3 separate regions of the Homo sapiens genome follow, and regions 1 and 3 are each linked to region 2. Evidence: chromatin loops called from intact Hi-C (ENCODE). Cell type or tissue: A673. All regions are shown on one strand.

Region 1 (8,000 bases), 820 kb before region 2:
TAGAGTAACATAACATGTAGAATCTTTTTTTTTTTTCAGTTTGGGCAGTGATCCTGTAATTTTTCTAGAGAAGTGACATTTAAGTTGAATGCTAAAAGATGAATAAAAATAACCATGTGGACAGTGGGAGGAAAAGCATACCAGAAAGATAAAACAGCATGTGGGAAAGCCTGAAAAGGAAAGGAGTTGGTACATTGTAGAAAGGTTTAAAATACCAGTGTGGTTATGGCATAGTGAGTAAGTGGAGGAGCTGCATTTGATGCCTATGGAGAACAATGCTGAACAAAAATCTGGGGAAAGCATGCAGATTAGCCTTCTCAATTCTAGAGTTAGACAGAAATTCTGTGTTTTAAATCTGACAGTACTTGTCTTTAGTTATATGACCCAGGGGCAAATGGTTTATTTATTTTTCTTGTGCCTATTTTCCTCATTTATAAAACAATAATATTATTTCCTATACAATATTAAGTAGCAGATTATTATGAAATATAAATTGTTCACTATGTACAGGAGATTTAGAATGGTTCCTGGCTTAAGATAAAAGCACAATATATATTAGTTAATTGTTGTTAGTTTTTTGCTTTAGTTCACTTTAAGGAATTTACTTTTCATTTTCAAAAGCATGTGCTGTCATCTGTAAGTTTAAAGTTGGAAAGTGACATTATATCATTGACATTTTGAAACATAACTTAGGCTGATCATAAAAATTGGATTGAAAGAAGGAATAGTGAAATCTGAAAGGCTATTTGGGAAACCAATGCAGTAATGGAGAGGAGAAATGATAGCGAATTAGCTAAGGCTAATAATCCAAGGGTTAGTGTAGTGAATGGGTACCAGTGGAGGAAAGTAAATTCATTTTAGATACATTTTGGTGACAATGAGTACTGAACTTGGTGAAGTATTAGTGAGAGGGAATAAAGAGAAGTGAATGCAAAAAAATCATTCCCAGGTACCTGGTTACTGGAAGCATGTTTATATAGATGAAAAAGAAGGCGGCAACTCAAGTTACATTTTCCACAAAATCATCTCTTTGAAATATGAACACCATAAAACTTATTCTCTTCTCTATGTTTGTTTTCAGTTGTAACCTATTCTCTTCTGTTTGTTTCTAAATGTGAGCTGACCTATTTTTCTACTACTTTTAATAACTTTAATTATCTATATTATTAGTATATGGTGTTCTTTCTAATTAGTGAATGATTGCTGTTATCTTTTCTCTTTTATTTGAAATATATTCATGACAAAAATAAGGAAAATGGTATGTACTTGAAAAAACAGGCATATAAAACTTTAACATATAGGTGTAACAATTGTTTTAGGCAATGAATTTTGTTTCCTGTAGCACTTCATACCTCACCTCAAACCAAGATGATCAGAAGCCTAGAAAAAGACAAACAGGAATGGATATAGAGGAAGACTGTGAAACACTTCCGGATACTGGATGCTGTCTTTTAGGAACCTAACTCTATTACCAGAAACTTCCCTCACAGAACTATAGGCTGTCTGTAGGTTTGGAAGAACATTAAAACAGTTGGATTCAATCAGGAAACAGAAACCACACAATAATCTGTATAGGCAAAGTTTAATATAAAAATTATTACTTCTAACAAAATATTTGATTAATGAGGGACTGGCTAGCATATTACTTAGGGTTCTTGAGAGAAAGAGAACCAATAGGACATATATAGAGAAAGACCGATTTATTTTAAGGGAATGGCTCATCAGATTCTGGAAGCTGGGAAATCCAAAATCAGTAAAGCAAACTAGCAGTCTGGAGATTCAGATAGGAGTAACTATTGCAGCCTTCAGTGTGAAGGTAGAAAACTAAGGCAGAATTTCTTTTGGAAACCTCAGGCTTTTCCTTTCAATACCTTCTACTAATTGGAAGTGGCCTACCAAAATCGTAGAAGTCTGCTTTACTTAAGGTCAACTAATTGCAACTGTTAGTTACATCTAAAGAATACTTCCATATCAACATCTAGAGTAGTGTTTGACTAAACAACTAGTCACCATAGTCTACCCAAGTTGGCACATAAAATTATCATGGTGAAGAAAGTATAGTAAAGAGAACTCTAAGAAATACAAGAATAGTAACTATAAGGAGAAGTCAGTACCACTTGAACTATGATAAAACAACTAAAAAAGAGAAATCCCTACACCAGGGTTGAGATTCAGACCTTGTTGAAGAATGAATTCCTCACTGGATGGCAGAGAAGTAGCTGTGTTATTGCACTCGTGAATCTTACAAGAAATCTGCCCTCTATGTTGCCACAGAAATCCATGTCACGTTGGACGCACTCCACTATGGAACTTCAAGACAGGGGAGCCAGGGAAGCTACTAGTCGTTGGATGTAGCTGACTGCCCTGGACTACAGGAGCTGGACACTGAAGGAGCCACCTGTGCTGCAGAAGCCTGATGCTGGAAAAAGTGCTCTCACAATGTTAGAGCCAGGTGCTGGAGAAAACTTGAACCCTGCTTGCATTAGCTGATAGAGAAGCTGCTCGTGCTGGAGAGCCAGCACTAGAAAACTTTCCACACTCTGTAGGATAAACTCCGAAGAAGACTTCTGTGTGCAGGAGTCTGCCAGGAACGCATAGGAACCAGGAATGGAGGCCTCGTCCTCCTGTATTGTCTCTGAGTTATGTTTTAAAATGTCAATGACATAATGTCACTTTCCAACTTTAAATTGAAAAAGGTTTCAATTTTTCCAGCTGACAAAAAAAATTAAAAAAGGATTTAAAGAGTCCGAGCCCTCTTTGCAATGATAAATGAATTAGGAGCTGAGATGAAATAAATGAAAATCCGTCACAATTGTGTGTGGTGTCTTGTGGAGTCTATTTCATACAAGAAGATCTAAAGCTGGAGGAGCAAATTTGATAAAGGGCTGCAGTAAAATTGGATAAGCAAACATGTGCCTTCTAGTTCTGCCCTCACATCCATATAATGTATAATGAAGCTGTCTATGGGAGAGGTGTCAAAGAACATCAAAAATGAGGATGTCATTAAAAGTGGATCTGTATTCAAAAATATTGCTGCAGGCAGGTACGAAGAGCCAAAAATCATTAAGCTAGAAGAACTAATTGTCTTTCAAAAGTAGATCATCTGACAGAGTTAGAAAATGCATGGTAAAAGTTGCACTAGTACTCACTCCTTAATTCTAGGTCATGGTCTTGAACTTCTTACCACAGGACCAAAGGAAACTGCTTTAAATTTACTGTAGCTACAGAGGAATCCTATTAGTGGGGGATCATTCTCAACAAGTCTAGCAAATTGGGCAGTCCCACAGGAATAAGTACAGGAATAGAACATATTTTGAAATTTACTTTTTGCATAGCCTAACATTTTACAGCAGGTGGGGTCGTGGGACTTCAGCATTTTATGCTGAAGACAACAAAGGAATACAATCCAAAACAATGGAAAGCTCCAGTCCCTATATCAACATAATTTCACTGGAAAATCTTATAGACAATGTTGGCTTTCTTTTCCTCTGACAGCTCTGCTAGTATAAAGATATTGGTTATATTCAGCTAGCACAGAAAACATGCATATAATTGAATTTTTGTAGAATATTTTAAAATTTTATGAAACCCAAGCAATGGATTTCTATAATTCCTCTCTCTAAGAGAATTGAGTAAATTAAGCATTTCCTATGGTTCGTCTTGGTATTTGCATAACTTGTCACATCAGGTATTTAAAGTTCCTGCCACCTGAGGATTAACTGCACAATTACCAGTGACATTAATCTATTATTTAGAGAAACACTAGAAAATCTTTTACTACAACCATACTTCTATGCTCCTGCACGATACAGTGGTTTATCCTTTTGCAAAACTAAATGTGAATTCAGCATTACTTGCCTTATGGAATTAAGAAACTTTACTAAACTTTACTAAAGTCTTCTATATTTTAGTTTAAGTGTTTGCTTTATGGATGAGAAATGCTGGTATTTTAAATAATATTTGGCAGGCTTTTCTTTAAGTGGAACGTAGATTTTCTTTTTTTCTCTCTTTCTCTATGCTCTCTCTAGATATTTTTTATTCGTCAAAACACTCTAGTTGTAATAGATCTGAAATTATGCTCATTGAGGTAACACAGGGTGGATGGAGTGGGAGATGGATCTTGGCATCACTCAGCAGCATACAGCATAGAGTGCAGATGGGACAATATAATACAGAGGAGCAGTCTTAAAAGCCAGCACTCAATGATCTATTTTTCTTTTGCCCAGATTTTGGTTACAAAATGAGTTTACATTCATGTGATTGTTTTTAGTTCTAATATTCTATGTTTTTAGTGATTAAATGTTGTTATTCTAGTGTAAAGATGGAGAAACAGCAGCACTAAGAAATTAGTAACTTCCAATAAATGGTACTGCTTTTTGATACTTAGTGTATGGGATAATATAAGAATTAAAATAACAAAGATTTTGACCCAAATAAAGGTGGAATATAGGAGATCAGAAAGTAACATCTTGAGCATTTTGATGAAGAAAGCTTTCTGCATTATCAGTATTATTAATATTAAACCCACAACTGCTACTGTCCATAAACCTGGAAAGTCTTCTTTCTAGTCTTTGAACATATAGTAATAGTATTCTCCTACTTTCTCTTGAAACAGCAATTGCTCTGCTGTATATATGACAATTTTCCAGTAACAAATAATATGCATTAATTGAGTAAAGGAATCTGGACTCATTCAATTCAAGAGAAAAGAATTTATTGAGACTTTGCAGAGAGACTCCTTGGCTCTAGATATTTTAAGTCTCCTCTGCTGCGCAGCCAAGTATCACTGCCATTATCTCCAAGACAATACACCCTCCCTCCCTTCCTCCCTCCCTCCCTCCCTTCCTTCCTTCCTTCCTCGTTTCCTTCCTTCCTTCCTTCCTTCCTTCCTTCCTTCCTTCCTTCCTTCCTCGTTTCTTTCCTTCCTTCCTTCCTTCCTTCCTTTCTGCCTCCTTCCCTTCCTCCCTCCATTCTTTCCTTCATTTTCTATCTTTTTTATCTTTCTTTTTGTTTATTTTAATCAAGCCCTTTCTTAAAGCTCTATTTCTAAGCTTCTGATTGATGAAGAGCCAGAACTTTTAAAAAATTATTCTGCCAGTTTTATAAAAGCTAAGATGAAAACACCTTCAATTATTTTTATTCCAGTATCTGAAACCCTAGTAGAATTTGATGCCCACACTCTGAAATTTCTGCTTTACATTCTTTATATATCCCACACAAATATTATGATTTCACCCATATAATATAACTCAAAGGATATGGTTAACACAAAATATGCATTGTTCATAAGCCACAAAGCCCAGAAATTTCAATAAATTAAGTGTTCTCTTAGTCACTATATTTACAATGCTTACCTCCAAGTTTCCCAGTGGTTTCTTAGCAAAATATTAATTCTCTGAACTGCTTTTTGAAAAAAAGTTTCTGTAGATAAATAATTTTGAAGAAAAACCCTGCCATATCCTCCTCTGGAGATTTGTAATACATATTAATGTTTCTGACAAATACTAATACAAAGATGTTTCCTCGCAAACATATTTGACTATAGAATTATTTTATTGTTAATGTATATAAATAATTCACAGATAACTTCTTAAAATCTATTATCTTATTTGATTCTTATCAAATATGGCTAATATTGCAACCCTTTTACAGATGGAGAGTGGAATTAATAGATATCTCATAAGTCTTTTCAAGATGAATTTTAAAAAGTGGAAAGAGGTAGAATTTGAATCTTGATATGTGTAGTTTTTATCTCATAAAATTTCCCCAAAGTGAACAGAAGCTACGATGATTACATGAAACTCAAATGTAAGTAATTTCTTATTTTTCTATGAGCAGGTTTTGTGAATAACTCTGGCTCTGAATATTCATTGGTTCCTCCTCTCTATGCCAGGCTCACACCTCTCCCTCACTGCATTTCCAGCGAAGAAGCTTTGCTAATCTAATTAGTGAAAGCCTATCACATTCTTTGAGCTGAGTTTAATAGTAGGATATGATATTATTTGTTAAAAGAAAGGAGCAAACACTTCACCCTTTCTCACTAGTGTATTCTGGTTCTAGCTTCTAAGGCAGGCTTTGGTTTCTCGGGACAGTTCATTCAGGCATCCTTATCCATTCAGCTAGTTAAGTACAAAGCTCAGGGTCTACTCTATAGTCCTTGTCATCTCAAATTGAGGGAGAAGCCTTTATGTCATGAGCTCTGGCCAAACTATGGAGAAAAGCCCTGTACTGAGGGACAGTGAGGTATTTGTATGTACAGGTGTTAATAGAGTATTACCTATTTTATTTATTTTATTTGGTTACCTTTTATTTTATTACCTTTTGGCAGTTGCTTATTGTTGGAATGGTCACATTTAAGAAGGGCTAGTAGGATTTGAGGACCAGAAGCACATTTTAAAATCATATTGGTAAACAAGATCAACCTGAGCACATCCTTGCACTAGGCAATGTGATTCAGGATATGACAGAACTGGGAACTATAGTCATCATTATTAATAATGAATAGCTACTATCTGCTTACAATGTATGAGCCAACATGCTAGAAAATGTAAGCAAGTTATATCCATTTAATTCAGAGACTCTCAGCTCTCTGCCTATCAGGAGAGCTTTTATAATATGCTGGTATCCAGATAGCTTGAGTTGGGGAATGATTCACTTACATCGAAAATTATATTTAAAATAAATAAATTCACTTACAAGTAACTATGGTAAACTTACAAATAACTATGGTCATCTTTTGACTTACAAATCCTGAACATAGCTCCCATGCCTCATGGCTGAAGAAAATTAGTTACATTTATTGAAGGATTTACCCCAAATTGCTTTATATATCTTTAGTAAAAGTTAAATATGTATTTTCTATGGGTAACTATTACTGAGGTACTTAGATATTTTGATGATTACTGACCCGGGTCATACTTGAAACACTGCTAAAGATCTAGATTATATTTTTCCTGTTATAAAGCTCCTGAGCTTTCCAGTCTCTTATCAGCAACTTTTAAGTACTGAGATTTTACAATAAAAAGAAAAGTTGACATGGTTTTATTCACTCTGTTACTTACAAAATGCCAAGAGGGTTTCAAAGTCATTATAATTATTATTGTGAAGTGAAATAGGAATAGGCAATAAAATAAGATTTTATTGCTGCAGAAAAAAAAATTCAGCCTTCTGTAAACATCAGAAAAGTCCTACTATTCTTGCAACAAAAATTAAAAATAAAGTTACTGCCTCTGAAAAATATAACAGTAAACATATTACAGTATTCAGACCCCACATTTAAATAATATACTTTAGTATACAAGCCTCAAAGTAACAAGTACTTTACTTTTATGTAAATTGTTTCCTTCAAAGATATAAAGGTACTTTATATATGTTATTTGTATAGTCTCCTCATGTCGCATCTGAATTAACATAAAACATCACTCAGTTAAATATGTGTCATCTGTGTATTTAAATACAGATTCATGAATTAGAAACACAGGAAATTAATTTTTAAACTTCATTTATCAAACTGAAGGCTAGCAAATCAAAAATAATTATATGAATACAAGTGTATATCTAGGCTTCCAGATATTAGTTACATTAAACTCATTGCTAATCAAAAGCTGAATTTTAAAATATTAATCCCAAGAAGTAAAAATACACTTTAAATAACTTTTAGCGGATCAATTTATGAATATGGCTAGTTTAAAATATAAATTTACATATATCTATAGAACGAATTCAACTATTTCATTTTATAAAAATGTAAACATTTTTGGCTCAGCAATATATACTTTAAGTAAGCTTTTTAACTTTGAATATCAGTATTACATAAGTAAAGCATTGTCCTTGCATAACCATCATATTGACAAATGTATTAAGAAGCTGAGAATCATTTACTTTCCCTGGGCTGAGTCTCCATATTTGTCGAGTTATAGATTTTACTTAATTTCTGAGGTATAGATCAGTGCTAACAATGATGATCACAATTATAATATTTACACAGATAATTAACAGTT
Region 2 (8,000 bases):
ACATATGTTGAGTTCTAAGCCACCATTTTGAGTTACTTTTCATCAAAGCTTCTTCTGTGTCACACGTGCTGCCCACATTAATAAACTATTTTGTATTTTTTTTTTATTAATCTGTCTTTTGCTACAGGGGTCTGTTACACCTAAGAGCTCATGGTCATTAAGGAAAAAACTGTTTTCCTCCCCTACAGACCTATAAACAATATTCTGTGCACCCAGTTTCACCTCATGATGGAACTCAGAACCCAGTGTCCCTTAGGAGTGTTGGCGCCACTGCACTCCAGCCTGGGCGACAGAGTGAGACTCTGTCTCAAAAAAAAAAAAAAAAAAAGATGATGTGTATGTATTCCACATTAGTCTTCATTAAGAGCTACATTCTGATATAAGCTATATAAAATAAAAATTTTTGAATGCTTTTCCCTAGGAACTCAACCGTTACATATAACTTCACTTTTCTATGGAGAAATAAATTCTGAGATGCAAACAACAGATTTACAAAGGACCTTTTCAGACAAAGCTTTTCCTTAATCAGAAGTTAAGTGTTGTATTGTACTTCTTAACTCTTTTGTTTGTAACTCACTTTCCTTGTCAGTAATAGAGAAATGACAATCCAACTTGTCTCCTGGGAAGAGGAGAAGTGAATGGGATAATTAAGATCTAAAACTCTAAAACCTGCTCTTATTTTTTTCTGAGTGCTCAAGGCCATGAATGTGTGAGTAAAATCTTAGGGAGCAGAAATCATATCTTTTGGGTTGCTATCATACAGTGAGAAGCCACTTTAAAAAAATATTAAAAAGTCACTGGTCACTGAAGCTTAGACTTTGAATTTTAGACCTGGCTTTTTTCCTCACGAGTTCTGAGAGGTGGAGAAAGTCCCTCAACCTCTCCAGTCCACAAGACCAGGATCAAAATAATGGAAGTTTGGACAATGTGGTCTCCAAAATCCACCTTGGTTCTTACAATCTCTTCTTTCGTGACCAGAAAACACTCATTAAAAAACAAAACAAAAAAAAAAAGATATTAAAGAAATTCTTCTTTTGCCAACCTCAAAAAGCAAATTTCTGTGACATATCAGACTGTTTAAACCCAATTGTCCTTGGGAAAAGTATTTCCATATTATAGGGAGATCACTAAAAAATCCACCTTTAAAAGTTTCAGAATTTTTGAAAAACCAAAATGCCATTTCAGATATCCACCATTACATGATTATATGATGAAAACAGGGGTAGATATTAATAACAAAGTAACTTTTTGTTGATATTATCTACTTTTTAAAAGTTAATATTAAGGAGAGGCACACAGAAAATAAATTAAAAAATTTGCAAAAGACTAGCTGTATTTTAAAAAACCAAATAAATAGAGAAACAATTATTAGAAAATTAAGCCTAATGAAAAAAAGAAAGACACTGAAATAAACTTTTGAAAAAGGCCTAAGAGAAGGTTCATATTTTTGAGGGATGACTATTTGAATTTGAAATGTAGTTATTTTCCTGCTATCTGCACAAGTGTTTCATTTTCAGTGAGGGCAAGGAAAATTAAAAATATCCAGGCAGTATGTATGTCATAAATGTAACTACTGTTTATTTTAAATTATTTCATTCCCTGTTCAGCTATTTTTTTAACAGCTGTTGCCATTGCTACATGTTTATTCCAATCAATCAACCCCTTGCTCCAACATTTGCAACAAATTCCAGAAACCAAAAATGCAATGTATCTATCAACTCATGTTGGCAGCAATCAAGAGAAAATCAAATAAAAAGCATTTTATGTTAAGAAGTAAAAGTTCCATCTACATTTACATTTATATTTAGCTGTATTGAGTTGGCAAACTCAAGTCTGGGGATGAAATAGGAGCAAAGTTTTCTGAAGAATTTGGCCTGAGAGACAATTGAAACCCCTGTGGTTTCAGAAGTGCATAAAAACTGCAGCCCCATCATGCTTTGCCTATAAAGAAAATTGCCCATCAGCATTTTAGTTGAATTTTGAAAGGAAGGCTTATGCCAGCCTCCTTGTGGGAACTTCTTGTCACCCTGTGTAGCTAAGCAATGTACAGTATTTGATGCTTGATTGTGTCTCTGGATCCCAGAAGATTTTTAATAGTCTTAGGTAATCACCTTCCAAATTTAGATAGATAGATGATAGATAGATACATAGATAGATAGATTAGATAGATAGATAGATAGACAGAGAGATAACAGACACATAGACAGATTGATAATAGATAAAAAAGAGTCTCAATAGAAGCAAATGAGAATATAGATTATCTGATAGTCCACTAAATACATAGAATGTCAAAATGATTATTATTCTTCACTCAAAACATTATACCAAATATTTTTCAACACTTGGAGAAGGGAGTAGACAAATATCTATTTATTTATGTAAATTCTGTTTTCTGTTTTGATATTATGCTTAGTATAAAATGAGGTACAGGAGTGGGGAAGATTTTGTCTTGGATGTAAGACCCTGAGTCTGTACTTCCCTTGGAAACTCGTATGTAGGCAGAGCTTGCTGTCTCCAATTACTCTCCACACTGATTCTCTTGGCTCTGTGGAGTAGCTCTCATTAACTTATAGAATATAGATATAAGAATTCTTTGTTCACAGAAGAAAGGATATGTCTTTTTCCCTAGCGATTAATGCTAAAGTAGTAAAATCCATAGTTCTAATCTGTAATTGTTATAAACTCATAAATATAATCTCCAAGAGAGTGGGGACATTGTCCATCTGCCATTCTGCCCACCATATCTACAACACATCTGGCACTGAATAATCTTCCAGTAACTGATGTTGAATAAGTGTATGGAGAAAGTGTATGATTAGGAGATAGGTTGACATTTTCTTCTACCAAGTAAAGTTTATAAATAGTTGTTTGCAAGTGGAAAACATGTGTCTATCTATGCATTCATGACATACGTGAGTGAAAAGTGAGAAATGAGATCGTGTATGAATTAATAGGAGACCTTCATTAAATGTTAGTTTCCCCATTCCAGAGGGACAGGAAAACAACATTACACTGCCCCTAATTTTAAAATCCCTAAGTTCATATATAGCTTTCATTAAGACAAATCATCAAATGTACTATAAATCATATGAAGCTTGGGGCAATATCCATTTTTCTGTTTTGCTTTTGTTTTGTTTCCCCAGCCTTTAGCACAGTGCCTAGAATATAGAAGACAAATATTTGTGAAATAAATAAAATATGTATAAATGAATGAACAAATGAATTACAAATGCATGAATGAATCATTCCAAATTATACATTAATCAATGGAAAATATTATTGAAATGTAATTTGTGTTTATTTGTCTCCTTCAAGGAAAACTATTTGCTTATGAATTACCAGTGCAGGATAAAGTAAATAATTTACAGAAAATTACAAAGTAGAATTTAACATATGAAATTCCTTTTTAAAAATGTTCCAAGGCAAGAAGAACCAGGGAGCTGACATGTTCCTAGATCCAGGAGCCACCCAGTGGATTGACGATTCTTATCATAATAAGACTTCCTTGAACCATCCCCCACCCAACCCTTTTCCAGAAAGAGTTGAAGACAAATCTACAGTGAATAGGAGGCTGAGGCCACCACAGTGAGTTCCAAGAGTATGCACCACAGTGCCCCCTCTTATTCAATCCCAATCATTGCTAAGCAACTAACTGGTTGTCAGTGGTGGCAGAGATAAAAAGCCCATTCTGCTTCGAGAAGAATCCCTTGGCAGAAGTTACTGTTCCCAAGCTCAAAAAATAAATCAGGAAATCTATATCTAACATATTAGAGAAGTATTAAACTTGATTTTTTTCTGCTAAATGAGAGAAGAAAGATGAGGGAAATACCCAACTAAAAAATATATAATAATGCAGTTTTAGGTTGACAATGAAGAACAATGAAGAGGTGCAAACAGAATCCAAACCTAGCTTATAATCTGCTTTGAAATGTTTAAATACAAGAGGTTATATTCCTGGAAAAAAAGCTAAAGTGTGAATTCTGGAACAAGGGTACCAGTCAATATCGATAGCAAGGTCTTCTGCACAACTGCAGTGGCTGGGGCGGGCAGAAGGGAAAGGGAACAGCGAGGGAAGGGTAGGACTGCCTTCGCCGTATGGATGCCATGCCCTTGGTGAGAGCAAGATTTGAATTCATTTAACCCGTTTGCTTCACAGTATTCTCCATTCCTCTACTTTTTCGGAGTAAGAATTTAAGAGATCCTCTTTTTAATAAAATAGATTTTTACAAAATGTAAAGTTCTTCTCTCACTTACCAACTTTAAAAATCTCTAAGGAGGACTTTAGAAACTGAAGATCAATTCCTGATACCTCCATGTGAATAGCTTTGTAACTCAATGTGGTTTTTCGTTTTCTTGTTTTTTTTTTTTCCTGAAAACAAAATTCATGTCTTGAAAAGGAACACCAAAATTCCAACTCCACAACCTTTGGGAAGTCCCCCATGAGCTGCTTGTTCACGGATTAGCACCTAGCTGCAGCTGAGAGAGATTCTCACATGCAGGAGAATCAGACTTGTGTCCTGGACTTAGCAAAGCATGATCACACTCTTTGTCCTTATCTACCCAGCCACAGCTTCCAGTGCAAGTGTCCTTGTGCCCTGGTGCCTGATATCCAGCTCCGGCAGCCTAGAAAATCAGTTAGGCTTTTCAGTCACAGCACCCTCTGTGACAAACGTGTGGAGCACCGCACGACTTCTTCAACCAGCTGGTTTTTCTGGCATTCGAATAAAAGTAAAAATAGAAAACAAAGAGGGAGAAGAAAAGTGACAAGCTGAAACCTGCGAAGAGAAAGAGGACAAGGTACAGAAAATTGGCTCCAGGACGCCAGGGAGGGGGCGGGGTATGATGGGCTGCTACTGCCATCTAGTGGCTGCATGACACTCGGTGAAAACTAATAAATCAGGCTCCAAGGGGCTTTGATTTATTTTTTCAGTTCCAGGCGAAAAGAAAATGTCTTCATAAATGAGCTGGGACAGTGGTGAGGAGATTTTTTTTTTTTTTTTGGCCCTAGTCAATGACTTCCACTTCGTTTGGTAAACTGGGGAAAGATAGAGGAAACCTTACCAGAGCTGCCTTAACAAGTGTGTCCCTCTGCTTTTCTATTTGAGACTTCAGCAGACACCTTCTTCAAACGACGGTTTCCCCTCACGCCTAGGTTGCCGATTAGGACAGAAATAATCATGATAAAATAAGTATTCCTCCAGTTAAATTTGAATTTCAGATAAACAACTAATAGATATTTTAGTATAAGTATGTCCCATACCATATTTAGAGCATATCTACACTAAAAAACATTTATTATGTATCTGAAATTCAAATTTGTGGCCATTTGTATTTTATATGATAACCCTACCTCATCCCCCAGTAAAGATAATATTTAGCTAAAAATTTTGATAGTAAGTTTATTTTAGGACTGACCTGAAATATGGCTGTCCATGAGAAAAATATATTGCTTGCATCATTTCTGCTCACGACTATTATTACAGATGTTGGTATGAATAAACATCTTAAAAGGGATAATTCATAATAAAGGTAATATCTTAGACATTGAATTAAGTCCATTTTAATCTTTCATACTGAATTCCCGTTTGTTCTATGACATATATATCCGAGTTGGAAGCTTGTGGGAGGCAGATAGGTTTGAAGATCTAGTCACTAAAATGTACTTCAAATTAATAACCACTTATTGATTAGAAACCTGTATAAATGTGTTAACAGGACCTGAATGTTATTGGCTCAGAGCTTACGTTTAGGGGCACAAACTATTATGAAATGTGTATAAAAAGGACTCCTGTCTCAGAAAGACTCTCTCTTCTCGCCAGGGAAACAAGAGTCTAAAAAAAGACCCAAGCGTCTTAGCAGCTTTATTTTTCACCTTTAATACACTTGACAATTTGACAGATTGAATTTTGCTTTTTAGATTTTGACTTTTAATGAGAACATTCCTTTTATTTCACTTGGCTGAAGGACAAGATTTAAACACCCACTGAACAAGGATAGCTTATTAACTGCCACAAAGGTGCTGTGGCTTGAATGATCATGTGTATTTAGGACAACCTATTCAATTGATGGATGAGGCTAAATCTTCCAGAATTTACTGCAAACATGTCTTAGATGTGGTACAATCATGGCCATTTTTCATGACTTGTGTGAGTCATTAATTATAATGGAAGAGCTCCCTAAAAGGGAAAATGATAATCTCATTTGGTGTTGAAATAGCCATAAACCCAAAGAGTACTTCTAAGTAAATGATCATGTAAGACCTGCAATAGAAACGTGAGCCATCCTTCCCTCAATCCTCACAATTCCACATAACCACACAATAGTAATACCCCTTCTTTGCTTGTTAACACTAGACAACCAACTTTCTGTGACTTAATTGTATTTTTCAAAGTAAGCTAAAATCTAACCTGCCTTGTCAAAATAAAAGAGCTGACTGATAGTAAGCAAATTGCTTTGAAATTCCTGGAGTAAACCATCCTCATTGGGATGTAACTTCTGCCAATTATTAAAGGATGCCTCGGCCCCAAACAGAGCACACCTAGATGTTACGCACCTTAGAAACTGAGAATATAATACATTATGCACTTAATGGTATTCTGATACAGATATACACTACTTAACGTAATAGGTATATTCCTAAATAGTGCATCAATTCAGATCATCTTTTTCTATTGAATTATAATATAATTTAGGAGGTGTATTGTTCTTATTTCTATTCCTCCATCAATTGCTAGTGATTGCTAGTACATAAGCTTATACTTAACTTCTTTATTGCTGATCAAGTCGCTACTAAAAATAGAGAATATAAAATACTACTGGAGAAAAATTCTTTTTGTATTAATCCTTTATGCTATAAGAATTAAATCCCTTTAAACCTCAATTTGTATATTTGGGATTTTTCTTATATACCTATATATTTCATCAGCTAAACTATTTTCAGGCTATGGAAGCTATATTAGTCTTATTTAGCCAACAGAACCATTTTATAGGTAGCGAAATCTGCAAAATGGAAAATCTATAAGACCTACCCTATTAATCTCACAGAATTTGTATAAGGGTCAAATGAGAGAGCATGGATTATAGGAAATAATACGTTGTTGGGAAACAGCTTTTTATGTCTCTCTTATGTGTGTATTCATGTTTTGTGAGCAGAGTTGATGACAGCTCTTATTCCAGACTGTCTTTTCAAAAAATGTATTTTCAAGACATTTTTTCAATAAATGATAGAAAGAGTGTCACCCTCCTGGGCAAAGGGCAGATTTGTTTGCCGACCAACATAATACAAATAAGAAAACACAGCGAGAGCTCCCTCTGGGCAAAGGTTGGTCAGGTTTGCTTGTAACCCTTTTACAGATTAGGATTTCTCAGCTGTGACACAAACACATTGCAAACACAGCATCCACCTGGGACTGTCTCCTGGTGATTCCCCATGAGATCTATGGGGAGAGGGGAACCAATGCAAACATAAATCTTATGCTGCCTGTTGTGCCATAAATAACCAAGTATCTGACTCAGGAGTCTCATTTATTCTTATGGTATTCATGAATCTATAGCAAGCTCACTCTTCAGCTTATAAGCAGGGTAAGATCTCAAACTCTCAGAGTTCCTGACATGAACTTTTAAAAATTATTTGTGGTCCTTGCAATTCTGAGATAGTACTATTACACTGTAAAACTACCTTACATGTTGATAACGTATATGACTGTGGGTGCATTTTAATCTGTGTAGATCATGGGTAAGGGAAGATAGGTGAGTCAACATCTCCTGAAGATAATTTTCCTAATACAGACAATATTGTAGCATCTTTAAGTTGAGCTAGTACCTTGCTTCCCCAGTGCTACGATTTCTTTAGCATTCATAAAACTGTTGGAGAGAGAGTACAATATGGCGGTTCAAAATGTGGACTGAAGAGTCAGGTTGTGCTGTATTCCCAGTTCTACCACTTACTAGCTATGCGATCTTGAACGCATTACTTAAACTTTTTGGGAGTTAATAAAATA
Region 3 (8,000 bases), 67 kb before region 2:
GAGTCAATACTCTTATATTCTCAAATTATTGAGCCCTTTTAGAAATTCAGATATATATTTGTAAAACTCTGGAGCTAATAGATCTGTATATACAAACTATAATTATAAAATAGAGCTGCAATCCTCTAATTGAACTGCTAAATTTTCTTAACTCCTAATGTGTGAGGACCTGACAAAGAACAGTATGTAAAACTTCAGTACTCTGATTATCAGCATATTATAAGGTACTTAGGCCATTCATCAAAGCACTTCAAATCGATTATCATCCCTCCATCTCTCCTGAGTGCTCTTTTCCTATTTTCTCCTTGAGCTGAGCATTGTTGAAGGAGTATTTTGAACCATGAAGATTTGACCCACTACACATTTATGCTATTATTATCAGGATTCTGAGTGTTATTAGTCATCCCCTTATGCATCCTTTTTAAAATTCTCCAAGCCCCCAAATGCTGTTGAAGACTACCTGCCACCTGGAGCCTCCCACGCCACACCTCTTCACCCTACACTGGCTCCTTCAGTGATGGGACATTCTGAGCTTCAACTTGTACCTTTACTTCCCATTTTAATAATTCAGTGTCTATGTTCTGCCTTCCTTCTTTCCATTGACAGAAAAGATGACCTACTGCTTCTGATTCAAGTTAATTTATCCTTCTTGACTGCTGAAGCAACTTGTTACTATACTTAAATTTCCCCTTTTCAGCAATTCAGTCTGTTTGTCTTTGCCACATTCTTCTGCCTCAGTTTACACACTGCTGTAGGTTTTGTTGCAGACAGAATAATGGCTTCCGTAAGATGTCCACATCTTAATCCCACAACCTGTTAGTGTTACCTTGCACAGCAGAAGGGACTTTATAGATGGGATTAAATTAAGAACCTTGAGATGAGAAGTTTATCCTGGATCAAACAGGCAGTCCAGGTGTGCCCAACATAATCACAGGGGTCCTTAAAAGTGACAGAAGGAGATGGAAGAGGAGGCCCAGAGAAAAAGATGTGACAACACAAGCAAGGTCAGAGCAATACCACGTTAAAGAGACTTGACTTGCCTTTGCTAGCTCTGAAGATAAAGGAAGGGGGCCACAAGTGAGGAAATGCCAATGGCCTCTAGAACTGGAAAAGGCAAGGAAATTGATCCTTCCCAGAGCCTATAGAAAGGAATACAGCCTTGCCTACACTTTAATTTTAGCCCACTGGAATCCGTGTTAGACTTCTGACCTACAGACCTATTTTAAGTCACCAAGTTTGTGGTAATTTGTTATGACAGCAATAGAAAACATACAGTCTTTATCTGAGATTACTATTTTATTATTTTAAGGCTACTATTTTATTTCTCTGATTCATTTTGTATTTCAGAGTATCAAATTTGTAGGCTATATCTACTACTTCTATTAATTTTTAATTTATTTTCTCCCTTCTTAATGTGAACTTTTTATTTTCACACTCAATAAAAATCATTCTCTTATAAGCCTTTAAGGACAGTTTTCTTACCAATCTGATGGAAGCTTCTTCCTTTGACATCTTCAGAATTTTTTATTCTGTTGACTTCCCCTTCTGTGTAGAAATTACTTCCATCCTTGGTTTCTCTGATCTTTCATAGGTTCCTCATTTTTCCCTTGCCTACTGAGGCTCACCCCATTTAGATTATTCAGGACACGTGTGGCCACCTTTGGCTGTTGCCTCAACAAAAGCCAACATACTCTGAGAAACATCGAGACTAGCAGCTTCTTGTTTTTCTTCTTATTATTATTATTTATTATTATTTATTTGTTTATTTATTTATTTATTTATTTGAGATGGAGTCTCGCTCTGTCACCCAGGCTGGAGTGCAATGGCGCGATCTCGGCTCACTGCAACCTCCGCCTCCTGGGTTCACGCCATTCTTCCGCCTCAGCCTCCCGAGTAGCTGGGATTACAGACGTCCGCCACCATGCCTGGCTAATTTTTTGTAGTTTTAGTAGAGACGGGGTTTCTCTGTGTTAGCCAGGATGGTCTCGATCTCCTGACCTCGTGATCTGCCCACCTCGGCCTCCCAAAGTGCTGGGATTATAGGCATGAGCCACCACGCCCGGCCTGTTTTTCTTTCCAAGCACTGCTTCACTCTTCAGGAGGGTGAGATATGCTCTCCATCCTCTGTCTCCATGGCTTAATACCTTTGGCTTGCTGGCAGCTGATTTTCTCAGGTGGTTCCCATTTACTTCAAGACTTCTGGCTATAGCTGTAAACTGGGAAGACTCTACAATGAGCAAGAGTCTGAGAATTTAAGCATGGTTTCCTAAGTTAGTTGTGCTTTTCTAAAAAAAAAAAAAAGAGAGAGAGAAGGAAGAAAGGAAGGAAGGAAGGTAGGAAGGAAGGAGAGAGAGAGAAAGGAAAGAAGGAAGGCAGGCAGGCAGGCAGGCAAGCAGGCAGGCAGGCAGGCAGGAAGCAAGCAAGCAAGCAAGCTGGCCAGGCATGGTGGCTCACGCCTGTAATCCTTTGGGAGCACTTTGGGAGGCTGAGGCCGGCAGATTACCTGAGGTCAGGTGTTGGAGACCAGCCCAGCCAATATGGAAAAACCCCATCTCTACTAAAAATACAAAAATTAGCAGGTGTGGTGGTGTGCACCTGTAATGTCAGCTACTCGGGAGGCCGAGGCAGGAGAATTGCTTGAACCCGGGAGGCAGAGGAGCCAAGATCACACCACTGCTCTCCATCCTGGGTGACAGAGTGAGACTCTGTATGTCTGTAAATAAATAAATAAATAAATAAAATAAAATAGCTGAATCAGCTAGATTATATATAAGAAGGAACTCTTACTGATTTAAATTAATCTTTGTCTTAACTATACTACTGAAGGTTGTAAAAAGCAGGCAAATTTCAAATGTTAAGAGTTCTGAATAATCCACAAACTAGATAACAATTCCTTGAATCTTTGCATTAATCAAATAGTCTTACTGGATTTTGTTGATAAGCATATAGTCAATAAAAACAATGTTTCTAAAGATTATAAAGCAATTGGAAGCATGCTAATGCCCTAATGCCAAGTGAAACAACAATATTGAAACTGTATGATTGCTATTTAAATAAGCCTAAAGTTACAAAAAGTTCTTAAAATAAATTGTCAGGTTCAGGGTTAGGTTCCAGGCCAAGCTGAGGGCTGAGGGGAATGGGTGGACGTGGGGCAGGGAGCTGGAAGAACACTTGAGAGACAGTGTTCTTTAAATGAGACATGGCTTTATTCAGCAGCCCCTCACAGGGTCAGTGTTACATTTATAACCTACACAAAAAATAGCGACTGAGAGCCAGGTGGGGAGCTTCTCTATGTTGTGTCTACGTGGCTATGATTACATAAGACACAGGACTGTGCGCCTTGCATCCCAATCCCGCTGAATCATCAAGGCTGTTTACCCTGGCCCATGCCTGCTGCCCAGTGCCTACTTGGCTTCAGCACAGCCATGTTCCTTACACCCTGCCCCCAGGCCGAGCGGATCCTCTTGGTGGGGACCCATGCACATACAGCAGCACCCTGGACCCATAGGCCATAGCAACAATACAGAGAACAACAACCCACCACTAATACCCCTGCTATGCTACCTAAGATTATAAGAGCCCAACATAGGCCAGAGCCCAGAGATGCCCACCATCTCTGCGGGGGGTCATCAGTAAGGTGTTCAATCACCTTAATCTCCTGTGACACCCCCTTGTAAAGCTGTCATTATATTCCCGTGGTTGTCAGGGGTAATAAACGTACAGCACTGTGTCCCTACAAGGGCACAGTTACCACCTTGGGCAGCTATGACTGTCTAAGGCCATCAGTTTTGCAGCGCCACCTTCCTGATCTGGTCAGCTTCATCAGTGAACAAAAGGAGAGCAACTCAGGTGTAATTCAGGGCCCAAGCTGCGTGCTCTGCAAAGGCTACAACCTGCTTTTCCACAGTGATGACACCTGCTCCAGGGATAGTTATAGCTAAGGGATAAAACCACCAGGGGGCAAGCTGCACCGCAAAAAACAGGAACACAGTGGCTCCCAGTTATGCGGGTGGCCAGGAAATGTGGGAAGCACAGTGGCAGCCACATAGGGCCACCTCCAGGTACAACGTCCAGTCCAATTGGCTGGCAGAGATGGCCATTCTGTGTCCCCACAGACCCATAAACTCCCAAGGGGCACAAAATCCGTGGGGCCCCAGCCTTGGCAAGTCTGCTTGTTCCACCACACCCTTGTTGTGGTGACATGTGTTTTGTTTGCACAAACCTCAGCAGGCAACCATCTTACAGTGACTTTACCACAGTGCTGCTCTATACATTATGGTACCTGCAATGGGGGCACTACATGTTCTCCCATTAGCCAAGCTCATCCATCATGGACACTACAAGTCAGCCAGGGGGCAGGCTTGCCATGGGTTCTGCGACAACCCCTGTTCAAAGCTCACCGTGTTGCATCCTACCTGTTGTCTGCAGGACCCCAAGTCTCTAGCCATGTCCACTTCTGCATAGAAGCTGGATGCACGTGCCAGAACAAGCTGTCCCCAGCTGCTGCTGGAAGAGTTGTGCAGATCCAACAGTTGGAGACATTGGTCACCTCGGCGTAGGTGTAGGCCCCGTCCATGATGCTGTTGGAGCATGCCAACCTGCAGCTGGAATGACAAAGCAGGCACAGGTACTAACAAGGGCAAATCACGTCCCTCAGGCAAAATACAGGCTAACTTTTCATCCCTGGATAACAATGCAGCTGCCAACGGCTTTTTCCCTGGGCGATGATACCACACATTCTCAGCTCCCTATGGTTCTTTTGAGTCTTGTATCCATTACAAAGTCACAGGAGAGCTTGTAATAATAGGCCACACAGACAGTACATATGTCCCCCAGAGGAGGGTTCCTTCCTTGGCCATTCCTCTATGAAAGGTCAATCATGGAGGCCACGCATTAAATACCCAAGGAGTAACATGTAAGTCATACAGCAGGCCCTCCCCTCAGGAGGCTAAAATAGCCAACCATCGGCAATGAGGGGTTTGGAGGGTCCATGGCCAACACCAGGTTTTCTGTTCCTGTGCCTTCAGAGGCTTTGGGGCAGGCAACAATAGATTACTGTTTGTCCCCATACATGATTGGAGGAGCTCATCCTTGGTGTGTATCTGCAGCTGGATGAGGGTGGAGGCCTAGTGTAACAAAGCCTCCACCAGGGCTGGGCCACCTTTCCATGGCTACTCATTCAAAATTTGAAGCACCAGATCCAACCCAGAACTCCATCCCTGCCAAGATGGGGGAGTAAAAAGCAACTGTGACCCATTCTTCAAGAATCCGTTATATCGCTCGATCATGCCAGCGGCTTGTGGGTTATAAAGAACATGAAATCCCCATCATATGTCCATCTGCTGTGCCCACTGTTGTACCTGCTGTCCAATGAAATGTGTTCCCCCATCACTTTCAACAGCCAAGGGATGGCCACATAAGGCAAGTAAGTGTTGTAGGGCTCGAACGCTGTGTTGCTGGTTGACCACCCTGCAAAGGTAGGTGAACAACAAGCCAGTGGCTGTGTCTGCAGCCGTCAGTGCATATGTGTAGCCCTGCGATTTTGGCAGCGGCTCAATGTAATCTATTTGCCATCTGGTAACACAGCAAATGGTAACCATCATTTGCTGTGCTGTGTTACACTGGGCAGTTGTCTCTGTCTGGGGTATGCCTGAGCACATGCTGGGCACTTCCGGCAGGCCTCCAAAATGTCCTGTGAAGGCAAAGACAGACCCCAGGGCCTATTGACCTGCCTGTTGCATCAGCTTACTCCCTGCATGTCTCAGTTTCCTGTGTAGCCACAAAGCTACATCTTTTGTAGGTGCCGATATCAGAACTTGGCTAAGCTATCTGCCTCATCATTACCGGGGGTGGCCAAAGGCACATGACCTGACACATGATAGACTGTTACATCTTTCTGGTGAACTATTTCCCAGAGGTCATGCCACATGGTTTGGCCTACATGCCAATCCTGTAATTTCCAAGTAGTCAGCCACAAAGTTAAACCTCGATAGGCTGCCCAGCTATAGGTGTAAATTACCATAGGTGAGTCCTCCTTAGTAATCACCATCCACACCGCTCTAAGTTTAGCCCATTGGCTGCTTTGTCTGCACCCAGTAAGTGCTAGGCTGGACTGCTACAACAGTCCAGGCAACAGTAACACCCTGGTTGGACCCATCTGTATACCATGCCCTATCAGGAATTGGAAGGTACCCTTCTTTAAATGGTGATGGCTTCAGGCCCCATGGCCTTATCTTGCATTAGAACTACAGGCCCTAAAACTTCTTGTAATTCTGCTGCTAAGGGGCTTGTACTCAGCATACTCCATTGTTCTAAGTAGGCACCCCACTTCACTAACGTGGATGTCTGTGCTGTCCCAGTCAGGGGGGTTGTTACCCATGAATGCACCCATCCTGCTATTGGGTAAGTTGTCCGCACTATGACTGTAGCCTGTCCTGTCATACTCTCACAGGCCTGAAGAGCAGCAAATACAGCAGCTAATTGCCTCCCTATCAGTGAATACTGGAGCTCAGCTCCCAGTAGGACCAAAAGCCTGCTGGCATACTCAAGTGTTCTGTGCAATGCTATAGGCCCTAACTAAAACTATGTGTGGTCACATGCACGTCCAGTTTAAATGAGCACCCCTGGTCAACTATCCATAGGGCTTGTGTCCACTGCATAGCCTGCTTGGCTACCAGAAAGGCTCTTTCAGCCTTCTTATCCCAATCCCAGGCAAGAGGGGCATTGTCACTTCTAAACCTGTAAGAGAATCAGAGGTTAACATAAAATCAACGTAATGAAACAGGTGGACCCCTTTTGGACATTCCCAGGCACCTAATTCCATGGCAACAAGACCATGACAAATGGTGGGGCTATGCATATAGCCCTGCAGCAACACTGTGAAAGTCCATTGTCGTCCTTCCCATGTGAAGGCGAACTGTTCATCACTCTCTGGAGCAATGTTTATGGAGAAAAATGCATTAGCTAAGTCCACTACGAAGTGGTACTGTCCCAATTCCACTGTCAAACAGTCCATAAATCCGTGATGGAGGGTACAGCCACATGCAGAGGGGTGTCACTTTATTCAGTTCCCGATAATCCACTGTCATTCGCCAAGTTCCGTCAGGCTTTCTGACTGGCCCTATGGGGGAACTGGAGGGGCTATGGGTGCCATGCACTATTTGCACCTCTTCTCACTTCTGAATAGTCTCAGTTATCTCTGTATGCCCCACTGGCAAATGGTATTGATGACTGGAAGTAACCGGTCAGGGTTGTGACAGAACTTGGGGCTGGTGATGTGTATGTCCACGCAGTACCAGCTTTACTACATGAACCCGGAGTCTGAATTCTCCAGCCATGGTGTGCAAGTCCAGACCATACAAAATGTCCACCCCCAGAATATATTCAGGTTCAGGAGAAACATACACCGTATACAGGTGGGGAGCCAAGCGGCCAATACCAAGATGCAGAGACACAGGTTTCACTTTCACCAACTGGCCCCCAAAACCATCAATGAATGCAGCTTTGCCCAGAAATTTTTCCATGTTGCTATAAGCAAAACTGCTATTTTGCCCCGTCTTGGAACTTCTGTTCCAAGGACAAATGGAATTGCTGCGTTCTCTGGAACTGCTGCTCCAGGGACAATTGCCTCTGCAGAGTCAACCAGTATCTACCAGTGCTAGGACCTGCTGTACATTGGTGGGGGACCAGTTGCCAGTTCCACATAAGGCCTCCAGTCATCCACCCCCCAGCCCCCAACCTGAGCCAGGCACCTCAGCCAGTTCCCTAATCAAACAGGAAGGTCTCTTTGCCCATTTGCAAATAGTCCTTGAGCTGCAACATCTGGGCAGGGCTGGGTTGAGCCGCAGTATTTTGCCCCCTCTTGAACATTCTCTGGAATTGCTGCTCCAGGGACAGTTGCCTCCACAGAGCCAGCAGCATTCCACTGGGTTGCCTGTCAGTTTTCTCCTGAGCAATCCCAGCTGCAATTAAATCAATCCACATCTGCATGCGGGTCACCC

Evidence for each region. A loop is a pair of places that touch in the nucleus more often than their neighbours do. Peaks named below come from ENCODE experiments on the same cell type or tissue, not always from the same donor. Only the 100,000 strongest peaks of a DNase experiment are listed, where the experiment ranks them.
Region 1: a loop joins it to region 2, with 9 times the contacts of the local background. A loop is called at or near these places in 3 of 110 quality-filtered maps.
Region 3: a loop joins it to region 2, with 6 times the contacts of the local background. A loop is called at or near these places in 25 of 110 quality-filtered maps.

What each region holds. Positions count from the first base shown.
Region 1 is chr3:103,491,509-103,499,508 of GRCh38, reverse strand. No RefSeq gene overlaps it. Among named protein-coding and RNA genes, the nearest start is that of MIR548AB, 29 kb to the left of the region's middle. In A673, no CTCF peak of the experiment used is centred here; DNase peaks (open chromatin) are centred at 208, 3,308, 4,768, 5,948 and 2 weaker places; H3K27ac peaks cover 7,900 bases.
Region 2 is chr3:102,670,551-102,678,550 of GRCh38, reverse strand. LOC105374016 (a long non-coding RNA gene) reads left to right here. Exons shown (of 14, transcript XR_001740824.2): 5 at 3,423-3,585; 6 at 4,565-4,797. Among named protein-coding and RNA genes, the nearest start is that of ZPLD1, 240 kb to the right of the region's middle. In A673, CTCF peaks have their summits at 3,533 and 4,865 (motif pointing left); DNase peaks (open chromatin) are centred at 3,530 and 4,820; H3K4me3 peaks cover 547 bases; H3K27ac peaks cover 1,065 bases.
Region 3 is chr3:102,737,296-102,745,295 of GRCh38, reverse strand. No RefSeq gene overlaps it. Among named protein-coding and RNA genes, the nearest start is that of ZPLD1, 310 kb to the right of the region's middle. In A673, a CTCF peak has its summit at 3,964 (motif pointing right); a DNase peak (open chromatin) is centred at 3,975.